Linked DNA regions of Homo sapiens: all the other regions are linked to region 1. A link is a contact called in ENCODE Hi-C or POLR2A ChIA-PET data. All regions are on one chromosome and are shown on one strand. Each heading gives the region's core, a stretch centred on a gene start or an enhancer-like site at or near the end of the contact. The rest is flanking DNA. Distances are from core to core; before and after follow the strand shown.

Region 1 (4,208 bases), core at 577-3,076:
GTTCTCAGCTCTGTTCTATATGACCCCTCTCATGTATGCCTCTTAGCCCAGCTCACAAATACTCCACAGGTATTCCTGTCTCTGAGACTGTGTTCTCACATCACTCCCCTGACCTTCATGGATGTTGGTTCTTCTCCATGAGTCTGGATCAAGGCCCACTTTCTCCCTGAAGCCTCCCCAGATATGCCAACCATCCAGCACTTGGGCTATGCTGCTCCATCATGTGTGCACACTCTTGTGCCTTGCCTCTTTGAGATACTGTGAGCTCTTCAAGGTCAAGAGACCACGTCGTGTACCTTTCCATAATCCTGCCATCTGGCCCATTGTAGTCATTCAATAAATGTTGAATAGACATGTAAGGGTCAAGATTGTTGCTATTTTAGTCAATTAACAATAACGCCGAAGTTAAGTGCCTGAGCATTCTAGGGAAAATGTCCAGACAATCTGGCTGGAGCAGAAGGTTCATGTTGGGGAGTCACAGGAGGCCAAACTGGAAAGGGGGGTTGGTCTGCAGCTGCAGGCTGAAGAGACTCACCTGTGTCCAGGAGACAGCAGGGAAACACTGAACACTGTGAGCTTGTCATGGATTTAAGGTTCTAGTGAACTAGAGAAGAAGGAACAGAGGCCAGCAGACCTTCCTGGAGACTATGGAGTATGCCAGATGCAGGCAACAGAAGCTGACATGGGGATGTGGCTGGGGGAATGGAGAGACAGGAGCAGATGCAAGAGGACAAATGCCGCAGAGCAGGACCAAGCAGGACACACCGCTGACTGGGTGAGCGGAAGCACGGGAGAAGGCCAAAGAGACTCTGAGGTCTGATCTCCCTCTCCTCTGTGATGAGCACAGAGAGGCTGTTGGGAAAGGAAAGCGGCCTTGAGGGATGGTTTGTTGTTAGACATGCTGTGAGCCTGGGGCACTCAGGGGGACAAAGCCAACTGGGGCTGGAAACATGGAACTGGAGACACAGACTGCACAGAGAAGGAGCTGAAGGAAAGCTTCAATGTCCATTGTGAGAGGGTGACGTGAAGGAGACAGAGGAGTGGACAGAGAGGCAGAGGAAAAGGAAGATGAGGCCTCCACCCAGGAATGTCTCCACACCACCAGCCCCTGAAGGGGAGATGCTCAGGAAGTGGCTAGAGGCTCTCAGGGAACCAAACAATGTGAGCCCCCATGAGCTGGGATTCTGCCGTATTAAATATAAACCCGTCGTCTGCTATGCCCAAGAGTTCTGGACCAGCTCATGGGAAGGGAAGAGGTCTCTTGGATAGAAACACAGAAAGACATGGCACATGTATACCTATGTAAAAAACCTGCACGTTGTGCACATGTACCCTAGAACTTAAAGTATAACAACAACAACGATAACAAAAAAACCATACTTGGAAAGGATTTACCTTTCTGCAACAATGGACTGGTACATACAGGATGATGGTAATGATAAGACACGTAAATTATGTTCCCACTGGAAACCTGCCCTGTCCACCCCTTCTCATTTCCCTTAACCTTATCCTCAAACTACTTTAGCTGAGAAGCTTTCCAGCAGACTGAGTTAGTGGTGGCTTATACCTATTTATATTTGTATTAATTGCTTACAGATTATACCTCATATTAGCAATTACCTTACACTACAAGAAAATGTAAAAAAAAAAAAAAAGAAAAAAAGAAAGAGAGCTAACATTTATTATGTATTTACTACGTACCAGTTATGCTGCTTACAGTAGCTTATATCACCTAGTCCTCCCCTTTCATATGAGGCACAGCAAGGTCAAGGTCATCAAATAGCAGAATAAAGATGTAAATTCAGGCTGCCAGCTCTAGAGCCCTGGCTGTTCTTAACTACTGTGCCACGTGGTTGCACAACTTGGCAAGGAGCAAAAAAACATTGTTTAGCCAGGGCCAGCCTTTTCTCAGCAGGACTGCAGCCTCCCAGGGGCTCCTGAGTGAAAAGCACCCGTGATTCCTGCATTCAGCTCTCCAGAGTGCCCTCCCACCCTTCAGGCCCCAAAAGGGAGGGAGGCAGCTGGCAGAGCAGGTGCCCCTGTCTTAAGGAGCACTAAAAAGGCAGAAGGCATAGTGAAGGGAGCACAGGCTCTGGGGTGAGAAAGGGGAGGTTTGAACCTTGACTGCCTCTTCGCCTCTCTGAGCCTCAGTTTTCTGTAGAACAGGAGGAGTAATACTTATTTCATATGCGTGTATGAGGAGTGAAAGAGATCAGGTCTATTTAACGCTGAGCACAATGCCTAACATAGCACTGTCGGAGGTCAGCAAATGCGGCCTGATGACATGCTTCCCCACTCTTCACCACTAATCCTGTCCCAGAAGACAGGCTCCTATCTCAGCCCTGGACGGGTGCTGCTTACTCCCCGCCTTGACAGCTGGTATGTCAGATAGCGTAAGAACAGAGATTAGAATACACACCACCAGGGTCTATAGCCATAACACCCTGAACGCGCCCAATCCCATCTGATCTCTGAGGGTAAGCAGGGTCGGGCCTGGCTAGTACTTTGAAGGAAGCAGCCTGGGGAGGTGGAGAGAGAAAGCAATAGTTCCAGTCCTGACTCGGCCCCTCACTAGGAAAGATGCCTTGGACGTGTCCCTTAACCTCCTGAGCCCCATTTCCTCCTTTTTAATACAAAGGCATTGGTGGACTAAGAATGAGCTTCCTAAGGTTAAGTTTGAGTTCTTTTTTTGTTTTTAATTATACATCATGTACACTTATGATACAGGTATGGAGTTATATATTCTCATAAAAGCTTCAAACTATACAGGTAGAGCAAGAGTCTCCTCTGACACCCCAGTCCTCCAATCCCAGTCTTCTCCTGAGAGGTGGCCCCTGGAATGGGCCCGAAGTGGCCGTTTCCAGATCTTTGTCCTTGCATTTATATACATGTCCATAGAAATACAGAGTTTGTGTGTGGACGTGTCTGAGTTGTTTTAATTTGGGTGGTTTTGTATCTGCAACTTGTTTTGTTCATTTAATCATATTTCTTGGGAGTTTTCCAAGTTCTCTTTGAGTCATAAAGTGTGATAGTTATGAGGGTATTTGGCAGTAGGAATAGAGAGAGAGAGACTCTGAAAAGAAAAAAGCTGGAAAGCAGAAGCAGGGAGCCAAATGCAGAGAGACACAGCAGCAGAGTTAGTGTTTGTAGTTGAGTCTTTGTTCCTGATCTCAAGCCTCATGGTACCTGGAAAAGCTACCCAGCTCTCAGCCAGGGAGCCATGTGGTTACAGACCGAGGTGACACTCATACACACTCACTGGTTCACAATGAAACTCAAACATTCGCAGGCACAGCCACAGGTGTCCAGGTACAGCAATACACAAGACAGCCATGGCCCAGCCCTCCTCTACTGTCAAGTGGGGAAATAGACATGAAACAAATTCCATACGAAGCTAGTTACCTGCTGGAAACGAAAGGACTCCGATCGTTTCTTCTGGTTGAGCTGCCACTCTTTGAAGTGGAGCACAGCCTCATCCACGTTGACAATGCCCAGCTTCACCTGCTCCTGGAGGGTGATAAGCTGCCGCTGGCCTGGCGTTTTCATTCCCGCAAAAGGGTCATATATACTCGACTGGGGCCTGTCCCTCCATGGTCTGACGGGCGGCCCTGGAAAGGATGGCAAAACTCAGCTTGACAGCTCCCCCACTGGGGACCACTCACCAGAAGTGTACGGTTAATGAGGCTGGTCACAGGCTCAAGAGGACTCTTCTCAAAAGAACAATTACATGTGGCCAAGAAGGGGGAGATACAACATAAAATCAGGGGAGAAGAATGCAGCTAATAATTCCAAGGCCTATCACACTGAAGTAGACAAGGCTGCAACATTTAAGGGAGGCGTGAAATCTGCTGACTCTCCCAAGTCTTAACTATTATTATTATTTTTAACAGGCTTCATTCATTTCATTTTTCTGGTAAGAAAACCGTACGTTGTAGCCACAGCTGGAACCTGCGTCTTCTGCTTAGAGACTCTGGTGTGGGTCTTGAGAGATGGTCAGTGAATTCCTGGTAGGGAAACTTGGTGAATACAGTCTCTTTCCAGAGGTCAGGGATCCAGTTGCTAGCAGTCTTAGAGATGGCATCAAAGGTGGCCCAGGGTGGCAGTGCGGTCCCTGGCCAAGGCGTAGCAGCCATCAGCAGCAGCTTCTTGGGCACAGAGGCCAAGATGATGCTTAGTGCCCCTGGGGGCAGGGATGAGGCACACACACC
Region 2 (4,208 bases), core at 431-2,930, 240 kb before region 1:
GGCATGCCAGCCCATGGTAAGTGCTCAGTGCATCTTGGCTAACAGAGGCCTCCTTCATCATCCATCCATAAGCTTCTTTTAGTTTTTCAAAGTGGCTTTATTTGGAGTCTACCAAGTTTGTCCTGGTTACAGTGCTATTTGCCAAGAGTGGTCCCACAACTTGTTCAATGCCTGGCATCTTGGCCAATAGCTGCCATTTCTCTTCTGTGGTGGGCACTGTGGTCAGCATTTTCCATGCATCCTCTCTTTTAGTCCTTCTCACTTCCCAAATAAGAAAATAGGTTTGGAGAGGGTCAGTGCCTTGCTGATAGGGGGCAGAGCTGGGACTCGAACTTGGCCTGCCTGGCTTTGAGGCCAGTCTACCACTGCTTAGAAAGCACGGTGGACTGTATCACAAACACGGAGGCTCCACACTGAAGAAGCTGGAGAGGCAGGTGAGGAGGGCCGGGGGCAGGAAGGGGAGGAAACAGCTTCGAGGATGTTCCAAAGAGATTTGCCTCTGCTCAGTGCTACATCTGCTCTGCAGCCAACGCAGAGAACAGGTGCTCAAAGGGGCAGTGGCTCAGCTCCTGGGACATTTGCTCAGCTCCTGAGATGTTGCTCTGACACCCCCTGCTGTTGGGGTCAACCCACATGAATGCAGCCACTATTCAGGGGTGGGATCTTGGGAGAGTTGACGTCACTCCTGTCCTCTCCCACACTGCAGGAGGCAAGCCTGGTCCTGGCCCGGGCCCATCTCACAGGGGCTTGACTGTTCCTTCCCAGCTCAGTTCTTCCAGCAGCCTCCCACCCAGCCCCTCCGCCACCTGTGACCATGCCCTAGGGCTGGGCTTGGAGGGTGGCCACCTCCTCCTGAAGATGTGTCAGCGCCTCCTTTAACATTCTAGGCAGATCCTGACCAGACTCTGCGGCACCCAGCCAAATCTCCTAAATCCAGACTGTTTATTCCAGAGATCAGGGTGTGTGTCTTCCACATCTTCCTCCACCCTTGACTTCCTTTGCAGGGTTTCGTGGCTGGAGCCAAGGCCTGGAAGCCTGTGTGTTTGTCATAAATGTTCGAAATCCCTTCACTGGGCAGGGTAAGAACAGAAGGAAGGCTTTTTCCAGGATGACTGGACAGTAAAAGCCACCTGGCCCTGAAGAATTCCCCACAGTGTAATGGAGAATGGAGCAAAGCTTTCCCCAAATCCTATTTTCCAATGGGACCTGCATATGGTAATTAATATATGACAAAGACATAAATGGCTGATCTTTATTGACATTTGAGGACATAACATGTGTCAGAGAGTCTGAAATACTTTCTAGGCATTCTTTTAATCCTCACAAAAACTTTAAGAAGGAGGTATGTTTAGACCCTTTTAACTAAAGAAAAAACTGAGGCTCAGAGAGGTTAAATAGCTTGCCCAAGGTCACACAGCTAGGGAACGGCAGAGCCAGGATTTAGACCTAGGTAATTGGATTCCAGAGCCTGCAGGCTTAATCACTTACAAAAATAACAGCCTAGAGCACCTGAGGCCCCCAGGTGCCTCCTGAAGGAGCGAGATGCCCTGGGGAAAACTCTCCCGCAAGGACAGCAGTTGCTGGGCCTCAGCTCAGAAGGTGGAAGAGGTCCTCGCCGCACCTCCTTACTCATGCACATGCACACAGGGGCATGGGGTGCGGCGAAGGGCAGCCCGCCCCCCCAACAACTGGAGGTCCAGCCTCACCCTCTTTGCAGTCATGCCCATTCTCGTGGAGCCAGTAGCCGTTTCTGCACCTGCACAGGTAGCTCCCGAAGGTGTTGACGCACTCATGCTGACACCCGCCGTTGTCCTTGGCACACTCGTCCTTATCTGGGGAGATCAATGAACTCTTCTAAGAGGAACCGCCAACTTGCAAATGTCCCTCAGGGCTCAGAATCCCACTTAAAAGTGGCCTCCTCTGGGAAGCCTCTCTGATTGCTCCCCTTCCCCCTCTGATTGTTCCCTCACTGGAGGAGTGAAGTGGGAAGCATCTTCACCTCAGGTTTCTTGGGTATGTACTTGGCCCTGGTATGTGTTGAATTCTCCAAGTACTTTATGTATGTTCTCTGCCCCTGCTCCCTGCTCAAAACAAGGAGCTCCCTAAAGGACAGGCTTGTATTAATCACAATAGTAACAATAATAACAGTAATTCCCACTTACTGAGTGTTTACTATGCAACAGGCACTGCCCCAAACACTGTATGCATTATCTAAGTTAATTCTCATCCAACCTTAGCAGGGAGCTGTCTATCTGTCAGTCTTTACAAGTAAGGAAACTGGCCAGGCATGGTGGCTCATGCCTGTAATCCCAGCACTTTGGGAGGCCGAGGTGGGTGGATCACCTGAGGTTGGGAGTTCGAGACCAGCCTGGCCAAAATGGAGAAACCCTGCCTCTACTAAAAATACAAAAATTAGCCAGGCGTGGTGGTGCATGCCTGTAATCCCAGCTACGCGGGAGGCTGAGGCAGGAGAATTGCTTGAACCTGGGAGGCAGAGGTTGCAGTGAGCAGAGATCGCGCCAGTGCACTCCAGCCTGGGCAACAAGAGTGAAACTCCATCTCAAAAACAAAACAAAACAAAAACAAGTAAGGAAACTGACGCTGAGAATGGCTAATGTGATCAAGGTCACTCAGTGAGCAAGCATCCTCTGTGGCCTGGGCTCAAGTGCCGCGACTCCACCCCGCCCTCTGCACGTGGAGCAGCTGAGTGTTGGGGACACACAGCAGAGGGCCAGCCCTACCGCACCACTTCCAGCCCTTGTGGCCATGGGCAGTTCCTGCCCTCTGTGCCTCAGTTGCCTCACTTGTAAAATGGAGACAGTAATGGTATCCTCATTTCACAGGTTGTTGGGAGGGGTAAATTAATTAGAGCAGCATCCAGCCCACAGTGTTAGCTGTATAATTATTATGTGAGAACTCAAGTGCTGGCCCTTGTTAAACTTGTGGTCCTTGTATGCAGCCCTATCCTAAGCCAACTTGTTCCTGCATTTACCAAAGATCAGCCTCCCTCCCCTGCTTCCCTGCCATCACCAGAATGACTTTAGGGGTCAGCCCTGTCTTCCTCCCCTCTCTATATGCTCTTGTTCACCATTGTTAATGTCTCCTTGAACAATGTATTTCACCTGCTTATGTTATCAGGACAACTAAGAGCCCTTGTAAGAAAGACCCTTTGCTTTGGGAGGCCAAGGCAGGCGGATCACGAGATCAGGAGATTGAGACCATCCTGGCTAACACGGTGAAACCCTGTCTCTACTAAAAATACAAAAAATAATAATAATAATAATTAGCCGGGCGTGGTGGCGGGCGCCTGTAGTCCCAGCTACTCGGGAGGCTGAGGCAGGAGAATGGCATGAACCCAGGAGGCGGAGCTTGCAGTGAGCGGAGATTGCACCACTGCACTCCAGCCTGGGCGACAGAGCGAGACTCTATCTCAAAAAAAAAAAAAAAAAAAAAAAAAAAAAAAGAATGCAGAAGAGAGGCCAGGCGTGGTGGCTCATGTCTGTAATCCCAGCACTTTGGGAGGCCGAGGCGGGTGGATCACCTGAGGTCCGGAGTTCGAGACACAAATTAGCCAGGCATGGTGGCAAGCACCTGTAATCCCAGCTCCTCAGGAGGCTGAGGCAGGAGAATCGCTTGAAGCCAGGAGGCGGAGATTGCGGTGAGCGGAGATTGCGCCATTGCACTCCAGCCTGGGCAACAAGAGCGACACTCTGTCTCCAAAAAAAAAAAAAAAGAATGCAGAAGAGATGAAGCCGCCCAACACCCAGCACTGACCCACCTCTCTCCCTTCCTTCCTCCAAGTCCTTCTGCAGATGACTCACAGGTCCTCACCCCTGCTCTGATCCTCTTCCCTGTGCTCTAGTTTCCTATTGCAAATGTGGAGCTGCCCTGCCTGTGAGGCTCTGCTACATCCTCCTCTGAGGTGGCTCCTGCCCCCTGCCCTGCTGCCCTGGTCCTCCAGCCGCCTGGCCCTCCCAGCTCTACACTGCCTGGCATGGCTTGGTCAGATGACAAGTTTAGGCTTCCCCTGCTCAAGAACCTGCAAACAGTCCCCCTTCCTGTTTCATCGGGTCCCTACTCTTCAGCCCAGCGTTTAAGGTCCCTCATGACCTGGCCTTCTCCAACTTGGCCCATCTCGTGCCCTTGGCTTCCCAGCATGGGTCAGGGCTCCATGCAGGCCCATCTCATCTCTGTCTCTGTGCTCTGTT
Region 3 (4,208 bases), core at 1,200-3,699, 220 kb before region 1:
TTCTACCAAACTTCCCTGGATCCCATCCTGAATTTTCACTTTGATTATTATTCTCAACCTCTCTTACTGCCCTCAGAAAGGTGTCAAACCCCATTTCAAAGCCTGCATAGATGTTGATGTCAGATGTCCGGGCACAATTCACTATGGGCTTGAGAATAGCCTCTTAGGTTCCTGTTTTTAGCCAAAAATGAAAACCCATCTTTACAGAGTGGAGGATGTCTAGCAAAAGTTGCCGTTTCCTTGGGAAGCCGGTCTGAGCAGCACTCACCTCAAAAGCTTGGAAGGTAAGTCCCACGTGAAACCCCTCTGAAACCGTAATCCTCCAGACACATTCCTTGGAAGGTCTGTAGTCATCCGGATAGTTGGGAGATTGAATCTGACCGGCATCTTTGTTCATGTCTCCCCCGCAGGTAGCTTTAGAAAGAGACATCAGGAGAGGAAGACGGGGGCCCTGGTCAGATCTTACTTAGGAAGGAAGGTTGGGGAGGCGGGGGGAACAGCGCTTGCCACCACTAGGTGGCTCCGCTCACCAACATTTTCATCTCCAGCCCACAAACACCGCGCCTCCAGAAAGGCACGATTGCATTTGTCTTTAACTCTGAATTTTTTTCATATAAAGAAAAAACCACATAAAGCAGTGGTTCTCTAACTTCGCTGTGCATCAAAATCGCCTGAGGGAGTTTGCAAACTGTGGAAGCTGGGGCCACACTCCCCAGAGGTTCTGATTCCAGTGGGTGTTGGGGAGCGCTGCGTAGCCGTGAAGTTCCCCAGGTGATTCAAGGTAGAGAGTACAGGACCGCTGGTAGGAAAGGACCCGTGCGCGCACACGTGCACACATGCGCACACATGCACATTACTTATTTTACAAAGACAAAACTTTGGCCTCTCTAAAATTGTAATAATTTAAGGCCGAAGGACCCTTGGTAATGTAAGGCCAAAGGACCCTTGGTAATTTTCTGGTAGTTTTCCCCTTTCTTTTTTTTTTTTTTTTTTTGGTAGAGGGTACGGTGGGGTGGGGAATGAGCCAGAGAAGCTCAAGACATAGAAGAAATAGAAGCACCATCACCTGGTGGCAGCTGCCTAGAGCCCAGACCTATTGGTTCCCTCTACTCAGCCACCAGGGTAGCCTCAGAGGCCCTTCTAAGAAACGCAGTTGGAAATTCCTTGATGTTGCCCAAAGTCTTCTTTTCACAAAGGAAACAAACAGAGGCCTAGAGAGGTCAGATTCTTTGCTTAGGCTCACACAGCAATTCAGAGGCTGCTATCATTTCCACAGGGTTCTAGATCCCCCCAATACCGTCCTGTATGGGGGAAGCCGACTCCTCAGCTGGCCTGGAATGAGGGTTGAGTGGGATGGCGTCAGAAGGATGGCACTACTTCTGAAGTGGGCACAGCTGGCCTCTGCTTCCAGAATGTTGCAGGAGGGGCTGTGGAATCCTCAGCTTGCCCCCTGTGGTGGCTGCCCCCACCCCTGTGGCTCTGGCCTGGAGTGTCTGGGCTGGGAGAGGGACAGTGGGCTGCCTGGGAAGGACAGAGCTTATGAGGGGCCACCGAGCAGCTGCTTTCACCTCGCACAAACCTTCGTACGCTGCAAAGAAGCCCTTGCCCAAGATGTTGCTGCTGCTGCGGAACTCCACCCAGAGCCGGCTGTCCGTGGAGACGAGGGGCTCCGGGATCTTATCGCCACAAAACCTGCCTGGAAAGTGGAAAAAGAAGCAGTTAGGAGCCCTGGGGACAGCAAGAAGGCACTGGCTTCAGGCTAGGAGGAAGCTGAGGTTCTTCACACGTGGTTTGAAGTGAGCAATAACCCTGGCTGGGACAACTTATCCTGTAGCACACACAGGATCAAAAGATGGGATTGGAAGAGTCACACAATAATGTGTGACTTAATTCTTTTTCAGGCTGACTTCAGGAGAATTCCAAATTCCCATCAAAGTATCCAGAGAAGAGCCCAGGCAGCCTCTCCCCTGCCGAGGGGTGTTGCTGAGGCTCTGAAGGTGAGGCAGGGGAAGAATGGTGAGAGAATAGAGCAGATTTCCTTTCCTGGTGTTTCCTGTTGCATGTATACCCTTCCCTTTTGGGGGCATTAGACATCTGCTTTCCTTGACTTGGGAAGGGATGCCAGGGAAAACACAGCAAAGAAATAAAACCATCTTGGCGTTTACATTTCACAAGCCTAGTTGCAATAGCAAAGATTTGGAAGGATGCACCATATTTTCCCCATCCTGGTAGCCGTAGGAGGGTTCCTAGGATGGAGGAGTGACAGGACTAGCGGGAGAGCAGCAGGGAGCCCCTAAAAGGACCCATTCCCCATCTCACCTTGAGAAAGAGATCCCAGGTAGGTTTAAGAATCTAAGAGAAGCAGAAAACTGTGTCCTCAGTCCTTGGGCAGAGTCCAGAGTGGCAGCAAGACCCTGGATTCCCCTGTTGTGCCCACCCGCCAAGGTCAGCATAGAAGTGTCTATGTGATTGTCCAGACATTTGGCCCTGAGACAGGCATGCAGAGCTCTTCAGGCAAAGTGTGGCAGGATGGCAGCAACATGATTCCAGGCCCAAGAGGGGGATGGAAGTGACTTTCCCACAGCTGAGAGGATTAGGGGAGCCATAGAATGTCTCCCAAGCTTCTAGGGGAATGTAGACCTGCACCATTCTGAACTGGCCTAGGGTTGATAAAAGGAGGAAGCCCAGTAGCCTGTATCTGGATAGAGGACTCATTGGTTAGGGATGAGAACATCCCAGCAATGCCAGTCAGGGTGGCAGGATAGATGCCCCCCGCCACCACCATGCCTTGGCATAAACTATGCCCCCAACCAGGACATACAAATTGACCAAAACTGAAAACACAAATTGACCAAAATCAAGTCCCTACTACCTGATGGAAAGGGGGATCATCATAGACAAACTTTTGTTATCGAGAAAAAAAATTAATACATTTGTATTTTCTTAGACACTTGGGTGCATGGTCTGAAATCTGGAGCCTCCACAGAGGCCTGGTCTTCCCAGTACCTGGTCATTCTTGGCCATCTAATCCCTACTGCCACGTCAGGATGGCAGCCCAGGGCGAGGTGGGAGATGGGTTCATCTTTACTGAATGGTTCAGAACACAGGCCAGCCACGGTCTATTTGGACTGGAAGACCATGGTTCTACCAAGCACCTATTGCATGAGTCACTTGGAGAATGTATTTAGCTTTGGGGGGCAATGGGGAATGGGAAGTGGCTGCTAATGAATATGGGTCTTCTTTTGGAGTGATGAAAATATTCTTTTTTTTTTTTTTTTTTTTTGAGACAGAGTCTTGCTCTGTCACCCAGGCTGGAACACAATGGCGTGATCTCAGCTCACTGCAGCCTCTGCCTCCCAGGTTCAAGGGATTCTCCTGCCTCACCCTCCCAAGTAGCTGGGACTACAGGCACGTGCCACCATGCCCAGCTAATTTTTTATATTTTTAGTAGAGATGGGGTTTCACCGTGTTAGCCAGGATGGTCTCAATCTCCTGACCTCATGATCTGCCCGCCTCAGCTTCCCAAAGTGCTGGGTTTACAGGCATGAGCCACCGCGCCTGGCTGTGATGAAAATATTCTAAAATTGATTGTGGTGACACAACTCTGAGCATGCTAAAAACCATTGACTGGTATACTTTAAATGGTGAATTGTATGGTCCAGAAATTATATCTGAATATTTTTTTAAAGTCCAATTCACAGATATGTCACGGGTACTCTTACTGCCAGTGCTATGTTAGGCAGTGGACAAACCACGTGAGGCTATGAGCAGGTGAGGTTAGGGGAGGAGTAAAGGCCACTGTAGGCATCTCCTAAGGGCCAGCTGTGTTGTACATGGTTTGGGGAAACATGGGGGTAAAGGCTGTTAATCTCCTCTGCTTCCTTCCAATTCTGACCACCTGTAGCCTTTTGGAATTGGGGAGATTAATATTAAGTGAGATGAGATGAAACTCCTGCCAAGAATTTGGCAAGAAAAAATCCACCAGAAGCCTTTAAATTTTCAGTAATGGTTTCTCTGGCACGGCCAATTAGTGTCAAGTGATTTTTGGAAAATGACAGGCAAGCCTGGGGAAGTACTGCTTACCAATGAGGACACGGAGCAATTAGACAGTGCCGGTTCACAAAAGGAATTCCTTCTTAGCCTAGCCCAAGTTTCAAATCCAAGTTTCTCCTTTTAAAACCCAGCTGTCACAGCCACTGAGGCTTGTT

Evidence for each region. A loop is a pair of places that touch in the nucleus more often than their neighbours do. ChIA-PET counts read pairs that join two places held with the same protein, here RNA polymerase II (POLR2A). Pooled maps may share reads with other maps.
Region 2: a map with no recorded cell type shows a loop between it and region 1 (3-fold over the local background). The contact joins two enhancer-like sites. A Hi-C loop is called at or near these places in 5 of 37 single-sample maps with no recorded cell type and 8 of 50 pooled maps. POLR2A ChIA-PET finds 5 or more read pairs at or near these places in 3 of 52 experiments (A549, AG04449 and activated B cell).
Region 3: a loop to region 1 is called in a map of B cell, with 5 times the contacts of the local background. The contact joins two enhancer-like sites. A Hi-C loop is called at or near these places in 4 of 168 maps with a recorded cell type or tissue (B cell, GM12878, cardiac septum and 1 more), 21 of 37 single-sample maps with no recorded cell type and 13 of 50 pooled maps. POLR2A ChIA-PET finds 5 or more read pairs at or near these places in 1 of 52 experiments (AG04449).

The regions. Positions count from the first base shown.
Region 1 is chr10:96,616,950-96,621,157 of GRCh38, forward strand. PIK3AP1 (phosphoinositide-3-kinase adaptor protein 1) reads right to left here. Exons shown (of 17, transcript NM_152309.3): 12 at 3,403-3,608. It also overlaps the pseudogene RNA5SP324 and the pseudogene RPS2P36. Among named protein-coding and RNA genes, the nearest start is that of TM9SF3, 32 kb to the left of the region's middle. Within about 2 kb of position 1,827, at least 9 of the 41 ENCODE cell types and tissues checked have a DNase peak (open chromatin) inside an H3K27ac peak, as active enhancers do.
Region 2 is chr10:96,377,261-96,381,468 of GRCh38, forward strand. It overlaps TLL2 (tolloid like 2), which reads right to left. Exons shown (of 21, transcript NM_012465.4): 17 at 1,707-1,832. Among named protein-coding and RNA genes, the nearest start is that of OPALIN, 20 kb to the left of the region's middle. RefSeq lists an enhancer at 1,686-2,195. Within about 2 kb of position 1,681, at least 3 of the 41 ENCODE cell types and tissues checked have a DNase peak (open chromatin) inside an H3K27ac peak, as active enhancers do.
Region 3 is chr10:96,395,607-96,399,814 of GRCh38, forward strand. TLL2 (tolloid like 2) reads right to left here. Exons shown (of 21, transcript NM_012465.4): 11 at 1,580-1,696; 12 at 269-414. Among named protein-coding and RNA genes, the nearest start is that of OPALIN, 39 kb to the left of the region's middle. RefSeq lists an enhancer at 1,508-2,036. Within about 2 kb of position 2,450, at least 3 of the 41 ENCODE cell types and tissues checked have a DNase peak (open chromatin) inside an H3K27ac peak, as active enhancers do.